3 separate regions of the Homo sapiens genome follow, and regions 1 and 2 are each linked to region 3. Evidence: read pairs that join two places in POLR2A ChIA-PET (ENCODE). Cell type or tissue: MCF 10A. All regions are shown on one strand. Each heading gives the region's core, and the rest is flanking DNA. Links, peaks and the distances in the headings are about the cores only. Region 1 holds the start of COG7 (component of oligomeric golgi complex 7). Region 2 overlaps GGA2 (golgi associated, gamma adaptin ear containing, ARF binding protein 2). Region 3 has its middle 24 kb from the start of SCNN1B.

What was found. ChIA-PET counts read pairs that join two places held together with the same protein. Peaks named below come from ENCODE experiments on the same cell type or tissue, not always from the same donor. Only the 100,000 strongest peaks of a DNase experiment are listed, where the experiment ranks them.
Region 1: POLR2A ChIA-PET joins it to region 3 with 5 read pairs; 3 of 35 experiments call an interaction of 5 or more read pairs at or near these places.
Region 2: POLR2A ChIA-PET joins it to region 3 with 5 read pairs; 3 of 35 experiments call an interaction of 5 or more read pairs at or near these places.

Annotation. Positions count from the first base shown.
Region 1 is chr16:23,451,397-23,461,466 of GRCh38, forward strand. COG7 (component of oligomeric golgi complex 7) reads right to left here and starts at 1,793. Exons shown (of 17, transcript NM_153603.4): 1 at 1,430-1,793. The coding sequence starts at 1,598. LOC124903667 (a long non-coding RNA gene) reads left to right here and starts at 1,347. Exons shown (of 2, transcript XR_007065030.1): 1 at 1,347-1,869; 2 at 4,074-4,393. RefSeq lists enhancers at 1,453-1,782, 2,073-2,122. In MCF 10A, for the core only: no CTCF peak of the experiment used is centred there; a DNase peak (open chromatin) is centred at 1,805.
Region 2 is chr16:23,495,924-23,499,923 of GRCh38, forward strand. The region is part of intron 1 of GGA2 (golgi associated, gamma adaptin ear containing, ARF binding protein 2); the gene reads right to left. Among named protein-coding and RNA genes, the nearest start is that of GGA2, 13 kb to the right of the region's middle. In MCF 10A, for the core only: no CTCF peak of the experiment used is centred there; a DNase peak (open chromatin) is centred at 1,508.
Region 3 is chr16:23,272,780-23,283,526 of GRCh38, forward strand. It overlaps a transcript of SCNN1B not described here. Among named protein-coding and RNA genes, the nearest start is that of SCNN1B, 24 kb to the right of the region's middle. RefSeq lists an enhancer at 7,126-7,648. In MCF 10A, for the core only: no CTCF peak of the experiment used is centred there; a DNase peak (open chromatin) is centred at 7,042.

The DNA of each region.
Region 1 (10,070 bases), core at 1-4,000, 170 kb after region 3:
TTTTATAATTTAACTTATCCTCAACAAATGGTTTAGGCCAGGCGTGGTGGCTCACACCAGTAATCCTAGGGCTTTGGGAAGCCAAGATGGGAGGATCACTTGAGGTCAGAAATTTGAGATCAACCTGGGCAACATAGTGCGACCTTGTCTCTAAAAAAAAATTTTTTTTTTTAATTAGCCAGGCATGGTGGCACATGCCTATAGTTCCAGTTACTTGGGAGGCTGAGGCGAGCGGACTGCTTGAACCCAGAGTTTGAGGCTGCAGTGAACTATGATGGTATCACTGCATTCCAGCTTGGGCAGCAGAATGAGGAATGAGACCCTGTCTCAAAAAAAAAAAAAAAAAAAAGGTTTAAGTCTCCACTGAGACCAGCCTATCTTCCTCAGCTGAAATAAAATCCACTAAAACAATGTTTTCTAGATCTGTGTCATTCTCTTATACCTATACTATAATACGTTTTTTCCAGATATATGGATCTGTTGGCTATTCTTTCATACTCTCAAAATTCACTTTTTTTTTCTTTTTACAGTTTATTGTTTGGTACAAAACAGGCTCTTTAACTCTTTGAATAAACACCTCACAGACTCGTGCTCCTAGATTACAAAAAGTCAAAGCCAATTTTCTTTGACACTGGGCTCTTGACTCTGAGATTCAAGTCACTATAACAGAAACTGGAGTTGTTTTATCTTATATTCTGGAAGGTGCCTCAACAAAGACATGTTAAGAACTGGTTAAAACTTCTAGCATTTAAAAAGATCCATCTTGTCTTCCAGTGCCTATGGATAATAATAAAAAGGGAATCCCAGAGATCTGCTATTGAATTATTTAGAGAAGAGCTACTGCAATAAGATCCACTCTTTTAAGTTCCAAAAGGAAACTTCAGGCCAGATGTGGTGGCTCACAGGTATAATCACAGTACTTTGGGAGGCCAAGACTGGAAAACCCATTATGCCCAGGAATTTGAATTTGAGACCAGCCTGGCAACACAGTGAGATCCCATCTCTACAATTTTTTTTTTAAACAGAATTTGTGGGGCGCGGTGGCTCGCGCCTGTAGTCCTAGCGACTCGAGAGGCGAGAGGATCGCTTGAGTGCAGGAGTTCGAGGCTGCAGTGAGCTATGATCGAGCCACTGTAGAGAGACCCTGTTTCAAAAGAAAAAACAAAGAGAAAGAAAGAAAAGAAAAAGGAAACTTATAGCCCAGCCAGAGGAGGAAAAACAACACCCAAAATTAGCAAGTGTTCAAGACAGCCCGGCACCCAGCTGAGACTCCCGCTGACGTGATCAGGAGTTCGGGGCTTGCTCTTTTGCCGAGGGTATTTGCTGTCCATGCGTGCCCCGCCCACCTGAGTGCCTCACGCAAGTTCGGTGACCTCTGCCCAGCCGAGAGCAGGGGAGGGTCCCGCGGCCAGGGCCCCGAGCGGCTCACCCTCCACGGCGTGGTTCACCTCTTGGATGAACAGCTGCAGCTTCATCACCAGGGTGGCTGCGTGGCCATCCGCCTTCCCGGACGCCGCCTCCTTGGAGCCGGCCCTGAAGGCCGCATTGATCCACTCCTTCACGTCGAAGTCGTCTGCCAGGAACTTGGAGAAGTCCATGGCGGAACTGCCTCAGGCCTGGCGTCCAGAACTTAAGAGTTGGCTCCGGGCGGCAACGGGGATGCAGAAGCGAGCGAGCCTGCGAGAGCACCGAGGCTAGCCTCCGAGGCGAACCCCAGAAACGCCAGGACGGGTAACTTGCCCCTTTGCGCTTCCCCGCTCAGCGCACTCAGTTTGCGGCTGGGAATGACCCTCGCCGCCCGCCGTTCTTCTTCCGGAAGTCGTTGGCCGTTACCATAGTGACTGCAGGCGTCCGGAGCGCTGAGCAGAGGTGGGTGTGGGAAAACGCCCCGGACTGAGAGCTCCCGGCACCGACAAATATCCCATGTCTGCTAACATTTGCCGAGGACTAAACTATATGCTTACTATAAAGCCCTGACATACATTAGCGCATTTACGCGGTGGCTCGCGCCTGTAATCCCAGCTCTTTAGGAAGCTGACGCGGGAGAATCGCTTGAGGCCAGGAGTTCTAGGACAGCCTGGGCAACAGTGGAGCGCAGTGGGCAGCAATGGAGTGCAATTGAACGATCTCTGCTCACTACAGCCTCAAATTCCTGGGCAATTGAACGATCTCAGCTCACTGCAGCCTCAAATTTCTGGGCTCCAGCGATCCTCCCACCTCAGCCTCCAGAGTAGCTGGGACTACAGGCGCGCGACAACACGCCCGGCTATTTCTTTCTTTTTCTTTCTTTCTTTATTTTTTTCTGAGACGGAGTCTTGCTCTGTCGCCCAGGTTGGAGCGAAGTGACGCGATCTCGGCTCACTGCAACCTCCGCCTCCCAGGTTCAAGCGAGTGTCTTGCCTCAGCCTCCCGAGTAGCTGGGATTACAGGCGCGTGCCACCACGCCCGGCTACTTTTTGTATTATTAGTAGAGATGGGGTTTCACCACGCTGGCCAGGCTGGCCTCAAACTCCCAACCTCAGGTGATCCGCCTGCCTCGGCCTCCCAAAGTGTTGGGATCACAGGCGTGAGTCACCGCGCCTGGCCTAACTAATTATTTTCTTAATGATGTGTTTTGAGGTGCAGACCTTTTAAAGTTTGTTAAGTTCCTTATCACCTTTTTTTATGGATCATGCTTTTGGTGTTGCGGCTGAGAAATCTGTGCATAACCCATAATCACAAACAATTTCTCAGCCTGGGCAACATAGGAAGACCCCGTCTCTGCAAAAAAATTAAAAATTAGCTGAGTGTGGTGGCGCACACCTGTAGTCTCAGCTACTCGAGAGGCTGGGGTGAGAGGATTGCCTGAGCCCAGGAGGTCGAGGCTGCAGTGAGCTGTGATCACGCCACTGCACTCCAGCCTGGGTGACAGAGCGAGACCCTGTCTCGAAAAGAAAAGAAGAAAAGGTAGGGGAAGGTATGAGGGTATTCTTTAGGTTCTAAGTTTTTATGTTGTTTCAAGAGTGGGACCAACCCAAGGGGGAGGACAAGATGTCATCCTTGGAAACCCTACAGGGGACAGTTTTCCAGGTTGGCCTGCCATTGGGGTATGAGTGGCTGGCTGCCATCTCCAGGCCTGATAGTCACTCGTTTTTCATTGGCATCTCCCTTGGTTTGTCTCATTCTTCTGGGTTGAGTAGGTTTTAACTGGGGTAACCCTTCTGCTAGGAGTCCCAGTTATTTGGGGGGAGGGGAGAGGAGGGAAGGAGAGAGGAGGGGAGCAATGCAGGGAGGGGAGACGAGGGGAGCAATCTGATAGTGTAAGTCCTCTTACTTTGCTCTTGTTAAAAATTTAGGCAGGACACAGTGGCTCACGCCTGTAATCCCAGCACTTTGGGAGGCCGAGGCAGGCAGATGATGAGGTCAGGAGTTTGAGACCAGCCTGACCAACATGGTCAAACCCCATCTCTACTAATAATAAAAAAATTAGCTGGGCATGGTGGCACGCGCCTGTAATCCCAGCCACTCAGGAGGCAGAGGCAGGAGAATCGCTTGAACCTAGGAGGCAGAGGTTGCAGTGAACCGAGATCCGCCACTGCACTCCAGCCTGGGCAACAGACCGAGACTCCATCCCCCCCAAAAAAAAAAAAAATCCTGCTGGGATTTTGACAGGGATTATGTTGAACTGTTGAATTGTTGGATTAATTTTAGGAGAATTGCCATCATGACAATATTGACTGTTCCAATCCATAGCATGAAACGCCTCTTCATTTATTTAGATGGGAATTTTTCAGCCTTGGCACTACTGAGCCCAGATAATTTTTAGTTATGGGGGCTGTCCTATGCATTGTAAGATATTTCGCAGCATCCCTGGCCGCTACCCATTAGGAGCAACATCCTCTCCAAGTTGTGGCAACCAAAAATCTGTCCACACAGTGCCAAGTGTTCCCTAGTAGGAATCACCCCTGGGGATTTAGATCTGATTTAGATCTTCTTTAATTTCTCTCAGCAATATTTTGTAGTTTTCATTGTATAATACAAGTCTTGCACTTATTTTGTTAAATTTATTTATTTATAAGTATTTCCTTTTCTAGGTGCAGTGGCTCATGCCTGCAATCCCAGCACTTTGGGAGGCCGAGGCAGGAGGATCACAAGGTCAGGAGTTCCATACAAGACTAGCCTGCCCAACATGGTGAAACCCCGTCTCTACTGAAAATACAAAAACAGCCTGGCGTGGTTGTGTGCACCTGTAATCCCAGCTACTCAGGAGGCTGAGGCAGGAGAACTGCTTGAACCCGGGAGGCAAAGGTTGCAGTGAACAGAGATCGGGCCACTGTTATCCAGCCTGGGTGACAGAGTGAGACTCCATCTCAAAAAATAAATAAATAAAATAAGTATTTCCTTTTAATGCTAACATGAATGGAATTTTCTTAATTTTCATAGTTTCTTGTTACAGAAAAATGATTTTGTGTGTGTGTGTGTGATGGAGTCTTGCTTTGTCACACAGGCTGGAGTACAGCAGGGCAATCTCAGCTCACTGCAACCTCCGTCTCCCAGATTCAAGCAATTCTCCTGCCTCAGCCTCCCAAGTAGCTGGGATTACAGGCATGTGTCACCACACCCAGCTAATTTTTGTAGAGACGAGGTTTTGCCATGTTGGCCAGGCTGGTCTTGAACTTCTGACTTCAGGTGATCCACCTGCCTCAGCCTCCCAAAGTGCTGGGATTACAGGCGTGAGCCACCACACTCAGCAACAATTGATTTTTATAGATTTATCTTGTACCATTTGACTGTTAAATTTGTCTTCTAGTTTGTGTGTTGGGGTGTTGGTTGGGATTTGTTTACATACAGGATCATGTCATCTGTGAATAGACACTTTTTCCTTTGCAATTTTTTTTTGGGGGGGCGGGCGCGGGGGGACGGAGTTTTGCTTTTTTTGCCCAGGCTGGAGTGCAATGGCGCAATCTCGGCTCACTGCAACCTCCGTCTCCCGGGTTCAAGCGATTCTTCTGCCTCAGCCTTCCAAGTAACTGGGATTAGAGGTGCCCACCACCACATGTGGCTAATTTTTCATATTTTTACTAAAGACGGGGTTTCACCATGTTGGCCAAGCTGGTCTCGAACTCATGACCTCAGGTGATCCACCTGCCTCTGCCTCCCAAAGTGCTGGGTTACAGGCGTGAGCCACCGCACCCGGCCAGAAGTCCCTTTCTATTCCTAGTTTGTTGAGAGTTTTTTTAGGATGTTGGATTTTGTATTTTTTTTTCTCTGCCTATTGAGATAATCATGTGGTTCTTGTCACATTCTATTCAAATGATATAGTAATTGATTTTAAGATGGCAAATGAATCTTGGGACCAGGCACAAAGTGCTGTAATCCTAACACTTTGGGAGGCCAAGGCGACGGATAGCTTGAGGTCAGGAGTTCGCGACCAGCCTGGCCCAAATAGGGTGAAACCCTGTCTTTACTAAAAATACAAAAATTAGCTGGGCATGATGGCACACACCTGTAATCCCAGCTACTCGAGAGGCTGAGGCAGGAGAATTGCTTGAACCCAGGAGGCGGAGGTTGCAGTAGGTGGAGATTGCGCCATTGCACTCCAGCCTGGGCAACAGAGCAAGACTCCACCCAAAAAAAAAAAAAAAAAAATTGTCGGTTTTAGGCCAGGTGCGGTGGCTCACACCTGTAATCACAGCACTTTGGGAGGCCGAATCACTTGAGGTCGGGAGTTCGAGACCAGCCTGGCCAACAGGGTGAAACCTCGTCTCTACTAAAAATACAAAAATTAGCCGGGCATGGTGGTGGGTGCCTGTAATCCCAGCTACTTGGGAGGCTGAGGCAGGAGAATTGCTTGAATCCAGGAGGTGGAGGTTGCAGTGAGGTGAGATTGCGCCACTGCGCTGCAGCCTGGGAGACAGAGCAAGACTTTGTCTAAAAAAAAAAAAAAAAGTCTATTGTATGTGATATTAACATAGCCACTCCAGCTTTCTTATGATTACACTTGCATGGCTAATTTTTTTAAATTTTTTTTTATTTTGTGTTTTTTTTGTAGTCCCAGCTGCTAGGGAGGCTGAGGCAGGATTGCTTGAGCCTGGGAAGCGGAGGTTGGAGGAAGCCGTGATTGTACCACTGCATTCCAGCCAGGGCAACAGAGCAAGACTCCATCTCAAAAATAATTGTCCATTTCATCCAAGTTGTATAATTTGTTGGCATAAAATTGTTCAAAGGATCCTCATATAGTCTTTTCTCATCTGTAGAATTGTGACGTCTGCCTGTTCTTTCCTGACTTTGGTAATTTTTTTTTCCCTTGGTCAGTCTGCTGAAATTTGTGAATTCTGTTGCTCTTTTAAAAGAATCAGCTGCAGGCCGGGTGCGGTGGCTCACGCCTATAATCCCAGCACTTTGGGAGGCCAATACGGGCAGATCATCTGAGGTCAGGAGTTTGAGACCAGCCTGGCCAACATGGTGAAACCCCGTCTCTACTAAAAACACAAAAATTAGCCAGCCGTGGTGGTTGGCGCCTGTAATCCCAGCTACTCAGGAGGCTGAGGCAGGATAATTGCTTGAACCTGGGAGGCAGAGATTGCAGTGAGCCGAGGTCAGGCCACTGCACTCCAGCCTGGGTGATAGAGCAAGACTGTGTCTCAAAAAAAAAAAAAAAAAAGAACCTATTTTGACTTTGTTAATTTTTTTTCTATTCAACTTTGACTTTAATTTTTTTCTATTTTTCATTTTCTATTATTGATCTCTATGCTAATCAGTTTCCTTCTTTGAATTTAGTTTGCTCTTTGGTATATTAAAGTAGAATCTTAGGTTACTGATTTTAAATACTTTATTTTCTCATATAGGCATCTAAAATTACTAATTTTTCCCTCATAGTCTAATGGCTAGGAAAAAATAAAAACAAAAAATAAAATTATAAAGCAAGACACTGTCTCTACAAAAAGTTAAAAAAAATTATCTAGCCATGGTGGTTTGCAACTGTAGTTCCAGCTACTCAAAAGCCTGAAAGGCCAGAGATCATTTGAGCCCAGGAATTTGAGGCTGCAGTGAGCTATAACAGTGCCACTGCACTCCAGCCTGGGTGACAGTGTGAGACCGTCTCTAAAAAAAATTTCCTCTGAGGCCGGCTGCGGTGGCTCACACTTGTAATCCCACCACTTTGGGAGGCCGAAGTGGTTGGATCACCTGAGGTCAGGAGTTCACGACCAGCCTGACCAATATGGTGAAACCCTGTCTCTACTAAAAATACAAAAACTAGCCGGGCGTGGTGGTGGGCACGTGTAGTCCCAGCTACTCAGGAGGCTGAGACTGGAGAATCACTTGAACCCAGGAGGCGGAGGTTGCAGTGAGCCAAGATCATGCACGCCATTGCACTCCAGCCTGAGCAACAGAGCAAGACTCTGTCTCAAAAAAAAAAAAAAAAATTTCCTCTGAAGCATTGCTCTAGCTGTAATTCATAAATTTTGATGTTTTCATTTTTGTTTGATTCTAAATGTTTTTAAATTTTTCTTGTGACTCATTTAACCCATGGGTTATTTAGAAGCATGTTGTTTAATTTCCAAATAATTGGGTATTTCTTGGATTTCCTGTTGTTGATTTCTAATTCAATTCCATGTGATTGGAAAACATACTTGGTATGATTTATATTCTTTTTTTTTTTTTTTTGAGACGAAGTCCCAGTCTGTCTCCAGGCTGGAGTGCAGTGACACGATGTTGGCTCACTGCAACCTCCACCTCCCAGGTTCAAGCGATTCTCCTGCCTCAGCCACCCAAGTAGCTGGGACTACAGGCACCTGCCACCACACCTGGCTTTTTTTTTTTTTGAGACAGAGCCTTGCTCTGTGGCCCAGGCTGGAGTGCAGTGGCACAATATCCACTCACTGCAAGCTCCGCCTCCCGGGTTCACGCCATTCTCCTGCCTCAGCCTCCCGAGTAGCTGAGACTACAGGCACCCGCCACCACACCCGGCTAATTTTTGTATTTTTAGTAGAGACGGGGTTTCACCGTGTTAGCCAGGATGGTCTCGATCTCCTGACCGCGTGATCTGCCTGCCTTGGCCTCCCGAAGTGCTGGGATTACAGGCGTGAGCCACCGCGCCCAGCCTACCCAGCTAATTTTTGAATTTTTGGTAGAGACAGGATTTCACCATGTTGGCCAGGATGGTCTCCATCTCTTGACTTTGTGATCCAGCCGCCTTGGCCTCCAAAAGTGCTGGGATTACAGGCGTGAGCCACCGCACCCGGCTGGTTTATATTCTTTTATTATTTATAGAGATGGCATCTTGCTTTGCTGTTAAGGTTGGTTTCAAAATCCCCTGCAGATTCAAGCAATCCCCTGTCTCAGCCTCCCAAAGTGCTGGGATTGCAGGCCTGAGCCACCGTGCCCAGCCCTTAAATTCTTTTAAATTTATTGAGACTTGTTTTATGGCCTAGCATTGGTCTATCCTGAAGACTGTTCCATGTGCACTTGAAAATATATATCTGCAGTTATTGGGTGGAGTGTCATATATATTTTAGCTACATTAATAGTGTTGTTCAACTATTTTATATACTTGCTGATTTTCTATGTAGTTGTTCTGTCATTACTGAAGGTAAGGTATTTAGATCTCCAATTATTATTATTTTGAGACAGAGTTTTGCTCTGTCGCCCAGGCTGGAGTGCAGTGGTGCGATCTCAGCTCACTGCAACCTTGCCTCCCGCGTTCAAGCGATTCTTCTGCCTCAGCCTCCTGAGTAGCTGGGAGTATAGGCATGTGCCACTATGCCTGGCTAATTTTTGTATTTTTTAGTAGAGACGGTGTTTCACCATGTTGGTCAGGCTGGTCTCGAACTCCTGACCTCGTGATCCACCCGCCTTGGCCTCCCAAAGTACTGGGATTACATGTGTGAGCCACTGCACTCGGCCCTATTATTTATTTATTTATTTTTTTTGGAGATGGAGTTTGCTCTTGTTGGCAGGGCTGGAGTGCAATGGTGTGATCTTGGCTCACCACTACCCCCGCCTCCCAGGTTCAAGTGATTCTCCCGCCTCAGCCTCCCAAGTAGCTGGGATTACAGGCATGCACCACCACACTCGGCTAATTTTGTATTTTTAGTAGAGACAGGGTTTCTCAATGTTGGTCAGGCTGGTCACAAACTCCTAACCTCACGTGATCCATCCACCTCAGCCTCCCAAAGTGCTGGGATTACAGGCATGAGCCACCATACCTGGCCTCCAGTTATTATTGAATCATCCATTTTTACATTTGATTCTATTTAATTTTTGCATTAGGTATTTTGGGGCTTTGATGTGAGGTGCATATACATTTTATAATTTTATGTCTTCCTGGTATATTCACCTTTTATCATTATTAAATGTTCTTTTCTGTCTCTAGTAATATTTCTGTCTTAAAGTCTATTTTTATGCCAGGTGCGGTGGCTCACACCTGTAATCCCAGCCCTCTGGGAGGCCGAATCACTTGAGGTCAGGAGTTCAAGACCAGTCTGGCCAACATGGTGAAACCGTCTCTACTAAAAATACGAAAATTAGCCAGGCATGGTGGTGGGCGCCTGTAATCCCAGCTACTCGGGAGGCTGAGGCAGGAGAATCGCTTGAATCCAGGAGGTGGAGGTTGCAGTGAGGTGAGATCACACCACTGCACTGCAGCCTGGGAGACAGAACAAGACTGTCTCAAAAAAAAGAAAAAAAAGTATTTTGTGTGATATTAACACAGCCACTCCAGCTTTCTTATTACTACTTGCATGGCTAATTTTTTATCCTTTACTTCCAACTGATTTGTGAACCTAAGTGTACCTTTTGCAGACAGCATAGAGTTGGAATTTGGTGGTGGTGGTGTTTTCAATCCAGTATGACAGTTTCCGCCTTTTTGGAGACAGGGTCTGGCTCTGCCACCCAGGCTGGAGTGCAGTGGTGTGATCTTGTCTCACCACTGCCTCCTCTGCAACCTCTGCCTCCTGGGCTCAAGCCAACCTCCCACCTCAGCCTCCCAAGTAGCTGAGACTACAGGCACATGCCACCATTCCCAGGTAATTTTTTTGTAGAGACAGGGGTCTCACTGTGTTGCCCAGGGTGGTCTCAAACTCCTGGGC
Region 2 (4,000 bases), core at 1-4,000, 220 kb after region 3:
CTGCGCTGCCTACCACCACCCAGCACAGCATTGGGCACATGGTATGCCCTTACTGAATATTTGCTGATTGAATGAACCAGCAAATTAACAAGCTGGCTGGGCACAGTGGCTCATGCCTGTAATCCCGGCATTTTGGGAGGCCGAGGTGGGGGGAATCATTTGAGGTCAGAAGTTTGAGACTAGCCTGACCAACATGATGAAACCCCATCTCTACTAAAAATACAAAAAAATTAGCCAGGCATGGTGATCCATGCCTGTAATCCCAGCTACTTGGGAGGCTGAGGCAGGAGAATCGCTTGAACTTGGGAGGTGGAGGTTGCAGTGAGCCAAGATTGCGCCACTGCACTCCAGCCCAGGAGACAGAGGGAGACTCTGTCTCAAAAAAAAAAAAAAAAAAAAAAAAATTAACTGACAAGTTATTCCCCTGAAAGCGGCTCCACTTTTAGTGCAGAGGTTGGCCCGGGTGTTGGCTTCACACTCGAGTTGGGATGCCCCCACCTGGCCTGTGACAAGCGGAGACAGAAGAGAGGCCACCTGGAAGTGTCTCAGCTGTGTGACAGGAAGACAAGAACACACCACCAGAAGGAATACCATCTTGACCGTTCATAAAACTTCCAGTGGCAGCATGGTGGCTCACACCTGTAATCCCAGCACTTCATGGGGCTGAGGTGCATCGCTTGAGCCCAGGAGTTTGAGACCAGCATGGGCAACATGGGGAAATCACATGCCTACTAAAATTTTAAAAAATTAAGACCAGGCGCGATGGCTCACGCCTGTAATCCCAGCACTTTGGGAAGCCGAGGCAGGTAGATCACTTGAGTTCAGGAGTTTGAGACCAGCCTTGCCAACATGGTGAAACCCTGTGTCTACTAAAAATACAAAAAATTAGCTGGGCGTGGTGGAGTGTTCCTGTAATCCCAGCTACTCAGGTGGCTAAGGCAGGAAAATTGCCTGAACCCAGGAGGTGGAGGTTGCAGTGAGCTGAGATGGCACCACTGTACTCAGCCTGGGCAACAGAGCGAGACTCCATCTAAAAAAAAAAAAAAAAAATTAGCTGGGCGTGGTGGCATGTGACTGTAGTCACAGCTACTCAGGAAGCTGAAGTGGAAAGACTGCGGCTGCAGTGAGCCAAGATCATGCCACTGCACTCCAACCTGGGTGGGAGAGCAAGATCCTGCCTCAAAAACAAAAAAAAAAAACAACCACCCTTCCAACTCCCCTCTGGCCATCTGGTCCTGGCCTGCCCAGCCTCTCTGATGAGAAACCGTACTGGTTCTGACAGAGCAGCTCTTTTAGGCTCTGGAAATGAGGCGTTGCTTCTCGGGGCAGTACTTCTGACATTATTATCCTCCTGGCCCGAGTGTCCACTCTGTTCCTCTCAGTGCCCTATCCATATTCTTCCAGACCCATCTGAATTTCCAGCTCCTGCAGAAAACTTCCTCCCGCTGCGCCAACCCCACTGCTTCTCCCTCTGATTACTCAACACAGCACAGTCCGAGTTGAATTTTTCCTGACTGCAGTCACATTTATGTCACGTGGAAGTCATGTGTCTAGATAGGGAGGGTCAACGGACAGGTAATCACCATCTTCCTGCCCACTGACTCCATTCTAAGTGAAGAGAGAACACAAGGGCGAGGGAAGGATCAGTGATTGATTCCTATATTCTCCTCCCCACCCCCGCAAAGCTCTCTCCCATGTTCCGTATCTTAAAATCCTATCTACCCTTGAGTCCCAAGTCACATTCCACCCTAAAGACTTCTCTGACCTTTTTATCTCCCGTCCCCATAAAACAAAAGCTGTCTCCTCCTCCTCTGAACAGATATTTTATCTGCCCCTTCTCCGATAGGGATCTCCAGCTACACCCATTAGTCACATGTACTTGGACTCGCTGAGCCTCAGTTTCCTCAACTATAAAATAAAGAAAATAGGGCCAGGTGCTGCAGCTCATGCCTATGATCCCAGCACTCTGGGAAGCCAAGGCAGGAGGACCGCTTGAGCCTAGGAGGTTGAGACCAGCCTGAGCAACATAACGAGACCCAATCTCCACAGAAATTTTTAAAAAAAATTAGTCAGAAGGCTGGGCGCAGTGGCTCATGCCTTAATCCTAGCACTTTGGGAGGCCGAGGAGGGTGGATTGCCTGAACTCAGGAGTTGGAGGCCAGCCTGGGCAACACGGTGAAATCCCGTCTCTACCAAAATACAAATAATTAGCTGGGCGTGGCAGCGTGCATCTATAATCCCAGCTACTCAGTAGGGTGAGGCAGGAGAATCGCTTGAACCCGGGAGGCAGAGGTTGCAGTGAGCTGAGATCGTGACACTGCACTCCAGCCTGGGTGACAAGGTGAGACTCTGTCTCCAAAAAAAAAAAAAGCCAGGCATGGTGGCACACACCTGCAGTCCTAGCTACTCAGGAGCATCACTTGAGCCCAGGAGGTGGAGGCTACAGTGAGCTATGATTGTGCAACTGCACTCCAGCCTGGGGGGACAAAATGAGACCCCGTCTCAAAAATAATAATAAAAACAGTCTGGGCACAGTGTCTCATGCCTGTAATCCCAGCACTTTGGAGGCCAAGGTAGGAGGATCGCCTGAACCCAGGACTTCGTGACAAGCCTGGGCAACATAGTGAGGCCCCATCTCTACAAATATGTTTACAAAAAATAAAACAAGGAAAATAGTACCTTCCTCATGGGACTGTCATGTGATTTAAAGGGGAAGGGTCTAAAATGCTTAGTACAGCAGCATGCAGTAAGAGGTCTACAAAGGATAATTGTTTATTATTACGTACAGTCTCTGGCTTTTACTGTAATATGTAGACATGTCTTGTCCTACCTAAAGAGAATGAAACCTTAAGGGCAGAAGCCATATCTTCCCTACAGTGCCTTACCCATACGTACAACATAGAAACTCATCAAATAAATTATTTAAAGCAGTGATTCTCAGCGATTATGTGTCTGAATCACCTAAAGTCTACACCATTTAAGCTTCTGTTTCAGTTCACTACAAGGTCAAGGTTGACACCTCAAAAGAATTCTGACTTCAGCATGTGACTGGACCTGGAGGGAGAGAAGAGCAGAGGCAGGAAGAGAACAGGGGGAGGCAGGGAGAGAACAGGAGAGGCAGAGAACAGGAGGCATGGCCCAAGCTCCCCTCACAGAATCCAGAGCCTTCTCACTCCTCCCTGGCTGCCAAGTGAAAGAGACACAGCACTGACGGGCACCACCTTTTTTTTTTTTTTTTTGATATGGAGTCTCGCTCTGTCACCCGGGCTGGTGTGCAGCGGCACAATCTCGGCTCGCTGCAACCTCCGCCTCCCGGGTTCAAGCGATTCTCCGGCCTCAGCCTCTAGAGTAGCTAGGATCACAGGTGCCCACCAACATGACTGGCTAATTTTTTGTATTTTCAGTAGAGATGGGGTTTCACTATATTGGCCAGGCTAGTCTCGAACTACTGACCTCGTGATCCGTCCACCTCAGCCTCCCAAAGTAGTGGGATTACAGGTGTGAGCTACCACACCCGGCCGGCACCAGCTTTCTTTAAGAAAGAAAAAACCTCTCTGAGGTTAAATTACGTTCCAAACCCTTAACCAAGGCCAAGCAGCAATACAATCCACAAAATGTAAGGAGGTTTCTTTCTTATTTGCTAGAGCTTGTATCATGAGGACTCAATCAAGATTTATTGGTAATCCCAGAACTTTGAGAGGCCGAGGCGGGAAGATCCCGAGTAGGGACGGGGTTTCACCATGTTAGCCAGGATGGTCTCGATCTCCTGACCTCGTGATCCGCCCGCCTCGGCCCCCCAAAGTGTTAGGATTACAGATGTGAGCCACTGTGCCCGGCTCAGTTTTCTTTTACATAAGCCTCTTCATTTGTTGAAACCATAAGACCTTCCTCACAGTGTAGAAACCTGAAAGCTCCCAGCAGCCAGCAATGAATGAAAGGTAGGGGTGGGGCCGCTGGCAGGGCGGGGCCTGGTGAACCACGTGCCTAGGCTCCCGCATCA
Region 3 (10,747 bases), core at 4,615-8,614:
CGCATTTTGCCACAAACGATGCTGCAGTAACTTCCTGGTACTCATGTCTTTGGGTCCTGATGCTTTTCTTTCTAGGGGACGAAGCCTAAAGAGTAGGCTTTCTGGATTGCATATGTATTTTCATTAAAATTTTGAAAACATAGAAAAACATTCTCAACGTAAGTTTCCAAGTATTACAATTCCAAATATCAATTCCCCATTGCTGCTACAACAAATTACTGTGAATGTGGCCAATGTGGTGGTTTAAAACAGCACGAGTTGCTGGGTGTGTTCGCTCATGCCTGTAATTCCAGCACTTTGGGAGCCCGAGGTGTCAGGATCGCTTCAGCCCAGGAGTTCAAGCCCAGCCTGGGAAACATAGCAATGCACTGTCTCTAAAATATAAACAAAAGGCTGAGCAAGGTGGCTTATGCCTGTAATCTCAGCACTTTGGGAGGCCGAGGCGGGTGGATCACTTGAGGTCAGGAGTTCGAGACCAGCCTGACCAACATGGTGAAACCCCATCTCTACTAAAACATACAAAATTTGCTGGGCCTGGTGGCACATGCCTGTAATCCCAGCTATTTGGGAGGCTGAGGCAGGAGAATCGCTTGAACCCGGGAGGCGGAGATTGCAGTGAACCGAGATCACACCATTGCACTCCAGCCTGGGCAACAACAGCGAAACTCTATCTCAAAAAAATAAATAAATATATCAAATAAAATATAAACAAAAGTAAAAATACTTTTTTAAAAAAGCAGCACATATTTATTATTTACAGTGTTGGAGATGAGAAGTCCTAAAATTGAGGGGTGCACATGGCTGTGTTGCTCCTGGAAGCTCCAGTGAGAAACTGTTCCTGGACTTTTCCAGCCCTAGAGGCTGCCTGCCTTCCATTCTTGCAGCCAACCTTGTGATTATATTGAGCTTGCTTAGATAATCCAAGATGATGCCTCCATTCCAAGATCTTAATAATCACATCTGCAAAGTCTCTTTTGCAATGTAAGGTAATACGTTCACAGCTCAAGGAATTGGGGTGTGCACATCTTTGGGGGGTTGTTATTCACGCTATACAAAGTGCAAATGAATAAAAGATAAATCTCCCTCCCTCAATCACTCCGAGGACTCTAATCCTCCACCCACCCATTACTTCCGATTTCCGATGTGTTCTTCCAATGTGAGCTTGTTCAACCCACTGCCCATGGGCTGCATTCAACCCAGAACAGCTTTAAATGCAGCCCAACACAAATTCATAAACTTTCTTAAAACATTAGGAGATTTTTTTTTTGCAATTTTTTTTTTTTTTAGCTCATCAGCTATCGTTAGTGTTAGTGTATTTTATGTGTGGCTCAAGACAATTCTTCTTCTTCCAGTGTGGCCCAGGGAAGCCAAAAGATTGGACACCCCTGTTCTAATGTTTTATGTAAACTCCAGTATATATTTATGTTTGTTATATTTTACAAATGATGGCATAGTATATACCCCGCTTCCTGTCCCTGACTTCGTTTCATTTAACAACACATCTTAATAATTATCCCATTGCCAGAGCCTAGGCTCTGAACCAATAAAGTTGCAGGACTTGAAAAGAAGTCCAGTTCAGCAGAGAAAAATGTAACATCCAGACAGCAGGTGCTAGAAAATCAGGCCATGTCAGGGATACTAACAGGTGGGTGGAGGCCCAGGCCTGGGAACCCTGGCACTCTTTGGAATTCCAAGAGGTGGATCTGTTGCAGGAGCTGTGATATCAGAGAGCTCCAGCCACTGGGCTGGTTCAAGGGCAGGACCTGAGTGTTTGGAGAGGAATGGTGAGAGGTAGGAGGAATCTGGTCCTAGGGAAGTTACCAAAACAGGCACTCAGGAACAGATAACTCAATAACCACATAAACAATTCCACAAATATTTACTTAGTGGCTGCTACAGGCCACGTGCTGAGCTGAATGCTGGTTTCTATCTAGGAAGAGACAGGCATGATCCAGGTCCTCCCACACCTTCATGGTCAGGTAGACAGACAAAGAGAGAGAGAATGTTGTTATCAATATAGTCAGTGCCGTGGTTGGGGAGGAAAGAATTCTTCGGGATAATGGGAGTGGGGAAGAAGAGACCAAATAATTCAGATATATTTATCAGGGTAGGCTAATTGCTATAGCAGACAAACTTCCAATCTCAGTGTCTTAATACAATAAAGTTTATTTTTCACTTATGTTACAATCTAATGCTGGTTGAGGAAAGGGTAGGTGGGACTCTGCTCCACATAGTCATTCAGTGACCCAGGCTCCTTCTATCTAATGGCTCCACTGCCCTCCCATAAGAATGTCAGTTCCCTGTCAGATCCTCTGCATCCACCTAGGGGAGGGAAAGAACACTGTGGAAGATAACATGGAAGGTTTTCATAGGACAGACCTTGAATAGATGTACATCATTCTACCCACTTTCAGTTGGCCAGAACTCAGTCACATGGTCTCACTCGTCTGCATGGGAGCCTGGGAAATGTAGTCCAACTATGAGCCCAAGAAGAAAAAGAACCAGGGTTTGGTAAACACGTAGCAGTCTGTGCTGTGCCAGACTTGGGAAGATGGGGAAACTCCCTGGAAGAATGGTTTCTAAGCTGATACCTGGAAGATATGTTAAGAGTTATCAGGATGAAGGAAAGGGAGGAAGGGAAGGGCAATGTTGCCAACAAACAGATCAATGTAAGCAAAAATGAAAAGCATTGAAAATCATGGCATGTTGAAGACAAGAAGGACGTTCTGTCTATCTAGAGAGCAGAAGGCAAGCCATGATGGTGGAGCAACCACAGGGGCTAGACCAGGCGGGGTGTTATAAGCTGGGTCAAGGAATTTATCCCAATAATGATCAAAGCCATGGAAGGATCTGAAATTCAGGATAAATTTGCATTCCAGAAAAATTTATCTCGTTTGTATATGGAGAATAGACTGGAGGGGAAAAGCAGAGAAGATAGCAGGAGACCAGCTGTGAAGGTGAGAAAAGATGACAGTCTAAACTACAGGAGTGGCTGCAGAGGGCAGTGAGAGTTCCAGATATCAGGAAATGGGGTTAGAGGATTCATAATGGATGAGATGGGCAACTAAGCAAAACAGATAAACAAGGATGAGGGCTGAGTTTACCTGTGGGATAGCTGAATGGTTGGTGATTCCATTAGCCAAGAAAGACAACAATCCCAGCAGTTTGGGGGGTGGGATTAGTTCACTTTGGACTTGTCAGGTTTGTGGTACCTACTGGACATTTAGAGAGCATTGCTCTGTAGTTAATTTTTCTTTCTTTCTTTCTTTCTTTCTTTCTTTCTTTCTTTCTTCTTTCTTTCTTTCTTTCTTTCTTTCCTTCTTTCTTTCTTTCTTTCTTTCTTTCCTTCCTTCCTTCCTTCCTTCCTTCCTTTCTTTCCTTCCTTCCTTCCTTCCTTCCTTTCTTTCCTTCTTTCTTTCTTTACTTCTTTCTTTCTTTTTTTGTAGGGAGGACAGAATCTTGCTTTGTCACCCAGGCTGCAGTGCAATGGTGCAATCTCAACTCAGTGCAACTTCCACCTCCCAGGGTTCAAGTGATTCTCCTGCCTCAGCTTCTCGAGTAGCTGGGATTACAGATGCCCGTGAACATGCACAGCTGATTTTTGTATTTTTAGTAGAGACAGGGTTTCACCATGTTGGCCAGGCTGGTCTTGAACTCCTGAACTCGTTCGTGATCCACCCACCTTGGCCTCCCAAAGTGCTGGGATTACAGGCATCAGCCACCGTGCCTGGCTTCTTTCTTTCTTTTTAAGAGACAGGGTCTCACTCCATTGCTCAGGCTGGAGTACAGTGGTGTAATCATAGCTCACTGCAGCCTCGAACTCCTGGGCTCAAGCGATCATCCTGCCTCGACCTCCCAGACAGCTGAGATTACAGGCAGGTGCTACCATGCCCAGTTAATTTTTTAAATTTTTGAGGGGGTCCCAACTATGTTGCTCAGGCTGGCCTTGAACTGGTGGCCTCAAGCAATCCTCCTGCCTTGGCATCCCAAAGTGCTGGGATTACAGATGTAAGCTGGACCCAGCCTTGTAGTCAATTATATATGGGCCTAGAGATCAAGAAAAAGATTCAGGCTGAGGATACAGTCATGAGAGTCAATAAGTTCATTCCAGGGAGAGGAGGAAGGAGAGAAACAGGAGAAAGAACAAGGCCTGGACTGAAACCCTGTGGAATGCCAACATTTAAGGAGTGAGCAGAGGAAGTGGAGCTCACACAAGCATCTGATACAAAGCAGTGTAGCATCTGAGGACAAAAGACAATGAGAGCGTGACATCATGAAGATCAAGGAAAGAGACAATTTCACGAAAGCATGTGCAGGCAACAGTATTTGCAGAGAGGCAAACTAAATCAAGGGCTGAAAACCATCCATCAGTTTTGGACAGGAAGGAAGTTGATGTGTTGGTAAGAGCCAGATTGCCCCGGATTGACGAGGAGGGGAGATGAAGGCCACTCAATCAGGAGCATTGCTGTGAAGGAATGAAAGAATTCAGAACAGTGTCGGAGGAAAATTTAGCATGTCCATGGAAGGTATTCCTCATTTTAAGATAGAAGATGCAGCCAGGCACCGTGGTTAACACCTGTAATCCCAGCACTTTGGGAGGCCAAGGCGGGTGGATCACTTGAAGCCAGGAGTTCGAGACCAGCTTGGCCAACATGGCGAAACCCTGTCTCTACTAAAAATGCAAAAATTAGCCAGGCATGGTGGCGTGCACCTGTGATCCCAGCTACTTGGGAGGCTGAGGCACGAGAATTGCTTGAACTCAGGAGGTGGAGGTTGCAGTGAACCAAGATCACTCCACTGGACTCCAGCCTGGGCAACAGAGCAAGACTCTGTCTCAAAAAAAAAAAAAAAAAAAAAAATATATATATATATATATATAGAAGACACCTTTCCTTGACATCTTGGCACTTTGTAAGCCCTTTGGAACTCAGACACCACCAAAGAGAAAAGAGTGAAGATCCCAAAATTCATTAATTTAACAAATATATATATATATATTGAGATGCTCTGTTGCCTAGGCTGGAGTGAGTGCAGCAGTGCAATCTCTGCTCACTGCAACCTCCACCTCCTGGGTTCAAGCGATTCTCCTCCTGTAATTATTCCAGTTACTTGGGAGGTTGAGGCCGGAGAATTGCTTGAACCAGGGAGGCAGAGGTTGCAGTGAGCCGAGATCGTGCCACTGAGACTCCGTCTCAAAAAAAAAAAAAAAAAAAAGGACCAGGCAGGGTGGGGAGGGAGGGGGAAGCATGAAGGACAGAAGTAAGAAAATCCAGGTGATCCAGGTGACAGGTGATGCTATATTGGGGAGGGGGAATGAAGTGCCAGCAGTGGAAATGGTGAGAAATGAATCCATTCTAGAAATACTTTGAAGGTAGACTCAGCTGGCTTCACTGGCTGATTGGCTGTGCGTTGTAAGAGAGTAGGATCAACCCTAAAGGGGAATGAAGTGCTGATACAGGCTAAAACATGCTTGAACCTCAAAACACTTGGCTAAGTGGAAGAAGTCAGGTCCTCTAAGTTGTTGCCAAGAAGGACAACAACCTCGGCTATTTGGGAGTGGGGTGAGTTTCACTTTGGGCTTGTCAAGTTTGTGGTGCCTATGGGACATTTAGAGAGAGATGATCTGTAGTTTTGTTTTGTTTTGCTTTGTTTTGAGACAGTCTCACACTGTCACCCAGGCTGGATAGCCTGTCCACATATTGTATGATTCAATTCATGTGAAATGTCCAGAATAGGTAAATCCATGCAGATGGAAGGCAGACTGCCAATTGCCAGGGGGTAGTGGGAGACGGGAGGGGGGTAACTGCTTAATGAGTATGGGGTTTTCTTATAGGGTGATACAAATGTTTTGGAATTAGAGGTGATGGTTGCATAACATCTGAGTGCACTCAATGGTACTGGATTGTTCACTTTAAAATGGTTAATTTTATTGCTTGAGGCCAGGAGCTTAAGATCAGCCTGGGCAACATAGTGACCCCCCCACCCCTCACATCTCTACAAAAAATAAAAAATTAGCCCAGCTTGATTGCATGCACCTGTAGTCCCAGCTACTTGGGAGGCTGAAGTGGGAGGATCACTTGAGCACAGAAGTTGGGGGCTGCAGTGAGCTATGATCGTACCACTGCACTCCAGCCTGGACGACAGAGTGAGAACTTGCCTCTAAAAAAATAAAAAATGAAATGAAATGGCTAATTTTATGTTCTGTGAATCTCACCTTAATAAAAAAAAAGGGGAGGGGGCGGGTGTTGAAAAAAAGCCTCCAAAGTCTTTGGTCTGAAAATTTTGTGTGTGTGGGGTGTGTGTGTGTGTGTGTGTGTGATGGGGGCTGACTCTGTCACCCAGGCTGGAGTGCAGTGGAGCAATCTTGGCTCACTGCAACCTCTGCCTCCCGGGTTCAAGCAATTCTCCTGCCTCAACCTCCCAAGTAGCTGGAATAATTACAGGTGCCCACCACCACGCCTGGCTAATTTTTGTATTTTTAGTAGAGACGGGTTTTCACCATGTTGGCCAGGCTGGTCCTGAACTCCTGGGCTCAAGTGATCTGCCCACCTCAGCCTCCCAAGCTACTGGGATTACAGGTGTGAACCACCACGCCCAGCCGTGGTCTGAAACCTTAAAGATCAGGGTTGCCATTTACTGAGATGGAGAAAACTTACACAAGGAGGAGGGTGAGGGAGAAGCTTCTGGTGTTCAGTGCTGGATAATTCTTAATTTGGAGATGTCTAATGAACATCCAAGTGAGATTGTCAAGGACACAGATAGATGTGCTTGGATTTCAGGGAAAATGCTGAAGAAATTTGGGAGTCCTCCGCATATAGCTTATCTTTGGGCTCAGAACTGGCTGATATTTAATTTTCTGCTTCTTTTTTGAAGAGGACAGAAATACAAATTACTTCGTTACAGAAAAGTAAACACTTTTATGTGTTGCACGTCCAAGATTGTGGAGTGAAATTCGTACCTTCTACGTTCAGATGGGTTGCAGCTCTTTAAACCCAGCCAGGCATGACTGATCTGGAGCCAGGCAGGGCCGGGCTTGCTGGGAGGGTGGAGGAAGCCTGCAGAGCTCCGAGCTCTCTCCAGTGTTTCTGCAGAGCCCCTGGAGAACAACAGCTGACTTTGTGTATTCAGTAAAGATGCATCTGTCATGCCTACTAGCACTGTTTTCATCCTGCTGAGACTTGTCGGTTGAAAAGCCAGAAGGAATGCACCTGGTTTGCTAGCACCACCGAAATTTTGCCAAACTAAGGGATGCAGATTTTAGAACAACAATCTTCCATTGTTGGTGGTCATGCGCAGTTAACAACCATCACCAACAGTTAGTAGTAACAATGGGTTCAGTCCTTTCCGTGTGCCCAGCACTCCGCCAGGGGCTTTGCGTTCATCCTCTTGTTTCGCTCTTACATGAAGCTTGAGAGGGAAGTATCATTTTTATTTTTATTTTTTTAATTTTAATTTTTTTTTTTGAGACAGAGTCTCACTCTGTCACCCAGGCTGGAGTGCAGTGGAACGATCACAGTTCACTGCAGCCTCAACTTCCCAGGCTCCAGTGATCCTCCCACCTCAGCCTCTTGAGTAGCTGGGCCCACAGGCATGCATCACTATGCCGGCTAATTTTTGTATTTTTGGTAGAGATGGGATTTCCCCATGTTGCCCAGGCTGGAACTCCTGGGATCAAGCAATCCACCTGCCTTGGCCTCCCGAAGTGCTGGGATTATAGGCGTGAGCCACCATGCCTGGCTGGTAGGTATTATTATTATGAGCTCTAGTTTTCCACGTATTAAACAAGCACAGAGAGGTTAAGCAATTTTCCCAAGGGCACACAGCAAGTAAATGAATAATCAGGAGGCGAACTCAAATATGTCTGACTTTCTAGTCTTGTGCTTTGGAAGAATAACACCAGGAAATGTCAGAAGCTTCCTCTTTCACCACTATGCAGTCAGTGGCTAGAGAAGGTGTGGTCTGGGTTCCCCAAGTGACCATGTGCCTCCTCACCAGCCCCTAGCACAGGATCGGCACATAATTGGTGTTCAGAGCTTCCTGAATGAATAAACGGATGAATGACTGAATAAATTAACAAGCACACAAACGATCTGCAAATATCACATTGCATTGTGCTTAGTAATTAATGAGCCAGCTCAGGCTGTGGGCTACTTGAGGAGAGAGACACTTCCTTACATCCTGTAACAATGATGTCCAACATGCCAGAAAAATTTAGAGTACAGGTTAAAATGCATGGACCCTGGAGGTGGACTGCTTAGGCACAAATCGTGCCTCCTCTTCTGTACAAGCCCTGAGACCCAGTGATTTGATTTTCTCATCTGGAAAATGGGAAGAACAGTAATAGCCATTCCATAAAGATTTTTATTAAGATTAAATAAGGCGGTGGCCCACACCTGTAATCCCAACACTTTGGGAGGCCAAAGTGGGTGGTTCATCTTTGGTCAAGAGTTCAAGACCAGCCTGGCCAACATGGTGAAACCCCATCTCTACTAAAAATAGGAAAATGAGCTGGGCGTAGTGGCTGGCACCTGTAATCCCAGCTATTCCGGAGGCTGAGGCAGGAGAATCACTTGAACTCTGGAGTGGGAGGTTGCAGTGAGCCAAGACCACACCATTGCACTCCAGCCTGGGTGACAGAGCAAGACTCTGTCTCAAAACAAATAAACAAACAAAAACGATGGAATAAGTTAAGACTCTGGTACATAACAGCTGTTCAGTAAACATTAGCTGTGTGTCCATGGAGGCACAGAGAAAGAAGTCCCTGGCTGTCCCTGGTGGGGTCAGGTACAGTTGGCACTCTGTAACCTAGAATAAGAATAGATAAGGGTTTTTACATATTCTCACTTATAAGTGGTAGCTAGATAATGGGTACACATGGACATACAGAGGAGGAAGTTTCTGACATGTCCTGGTTTTATTCATCCAAAACACAAGACTTGAAAATCAGACATATTTAAGTTTGCCTCCTGATTCTTCATTTAACTGCTGTATGGACTGTATGAAAATCAGACATATTTGAGTTTGCCTCCTGATTATTCATTTAATTGCTGTGTGACCTTGGGCAAATCACTTAACCTCTCTGTGCTTGTTTATATGTGGAAAACTGGGGATCATAATAGTAATACTTACTGGCCGGGTGCAGTGGCTCATGCCTGTAATCCCAGCACTTTGGGAGGCCGAGGTGGGTGAGTTGCTTGAGCCCAGGAGTTCGAGACCAGCCTGGGCAACATGGGGAAACTCCGTCTCTACAGAAAAAATACAAAAATTAGCCTGGCATGGAGACTCCAAAAGGTGGGAGGGTGGGAAAGGGATGAAGGATGGAACACTGCCTATTAGGTACAATATACACTATTTGGGTGATGGGTACATTAAAAACCCAGATTTCACCACTACACACTATATCCACGTACCACGACTGCACTTGTACCCATAAATCCATAAAAATAGAAAATTTAATTTCAATAAATAAAAACAGTGATGGAATTAGTACCCCCCAAAATGAGGGGGAAGAACAGATAGGGTTTTCAAACATTTATTAGGTGCCAAGAACTGAGCTAAGCATCTACTATGTGTCTTCTAATTTAATCTTTACAACAATAACATGAGATAGGCACTATTATTATCCCATTTTCCTGATACAAAGGCTGAGGCTAAGAGAGATTAGGTAACTTGCCAAGATTCACAAAGCAAATAAGTACAGATAAAGAAAGGAATCTATGAATACTCCTCCTTGGTTTATGATGGGGTTACATCCTGATAAACCCATCATGAGTTGAAAATATCTTAATTGAGGTAGGAGGCATGACTCCATTCCAGATGTGGGGCTTGGACACTGGACCAAATTGAGAACTAGCTAAAACAGGGCCAGAGCAGAAGCAACTTTCCATAAGACACACCCACTAGTGTGCCATGTCAGTTTACTATTGCCATGGCAACGCCTGCCCCCTTCCATGGCAACAACCTGACAACCCAGAAGTTACCACCACTTTTTCTAGAAACATCTGCATAAACTGCCTCTTGATTTGTATGTAATTAAAAGTAGGTGTAAATACAAGTACAGCCCTGCCTCTGAGCTGCTTTTCTGGGCACACTGCCTATGAGGTAGCCCTGCTCTGCAAGAAACAGTCCTTCTGCTGCTGCTGTGTGCTGTGGCTTCAATATAAGTTGCTGTTTAACACTACCAGCTTGACCTTGAATTCTCTCCTGGACAAAGCCAAGAACCCTCCTAGGCTAAGCCCCAACTTGGGGGCTTGCCTATCCTGCATCAAGTTGAAATGCATTTGATATACCTGACCTACCAAACATCATAGCTTAGTCTAGCTCCCCTTAAGCTCAGAACACTTACGTTAAGCTGGGCACAGTGGCTCACGCCTGTAATCCCAGGACGTTGGGAGGCTGAGGCAGGTGGATCACTTGAGGTCAGGAGTTGAAGACCAGCCTGGCCAACATGGTGAAACCCCATCTCTACCAAAAAGACAAAAATTAGCCAGGTGCGGTGGCACATGCCTGTAGTCCCAGCTACTCGGGAGGCTGAGATATGAGGATCTCTTGAACTCGAGAGGCAGATGTTGCAGTGACCCAAGATCACGACACTGCACTCCAGCCTAGGCAACAGAGCAAGACTCCATCTCCAAAAATAAGAAGGACACTTACTTTAGCCTACAATTGGGCAAAATCATCTAACACCAAGCCTAATTTATAAGAAGGTGTTGAATGTCTTGTGTAATGTATTGAATATTGCACTGAA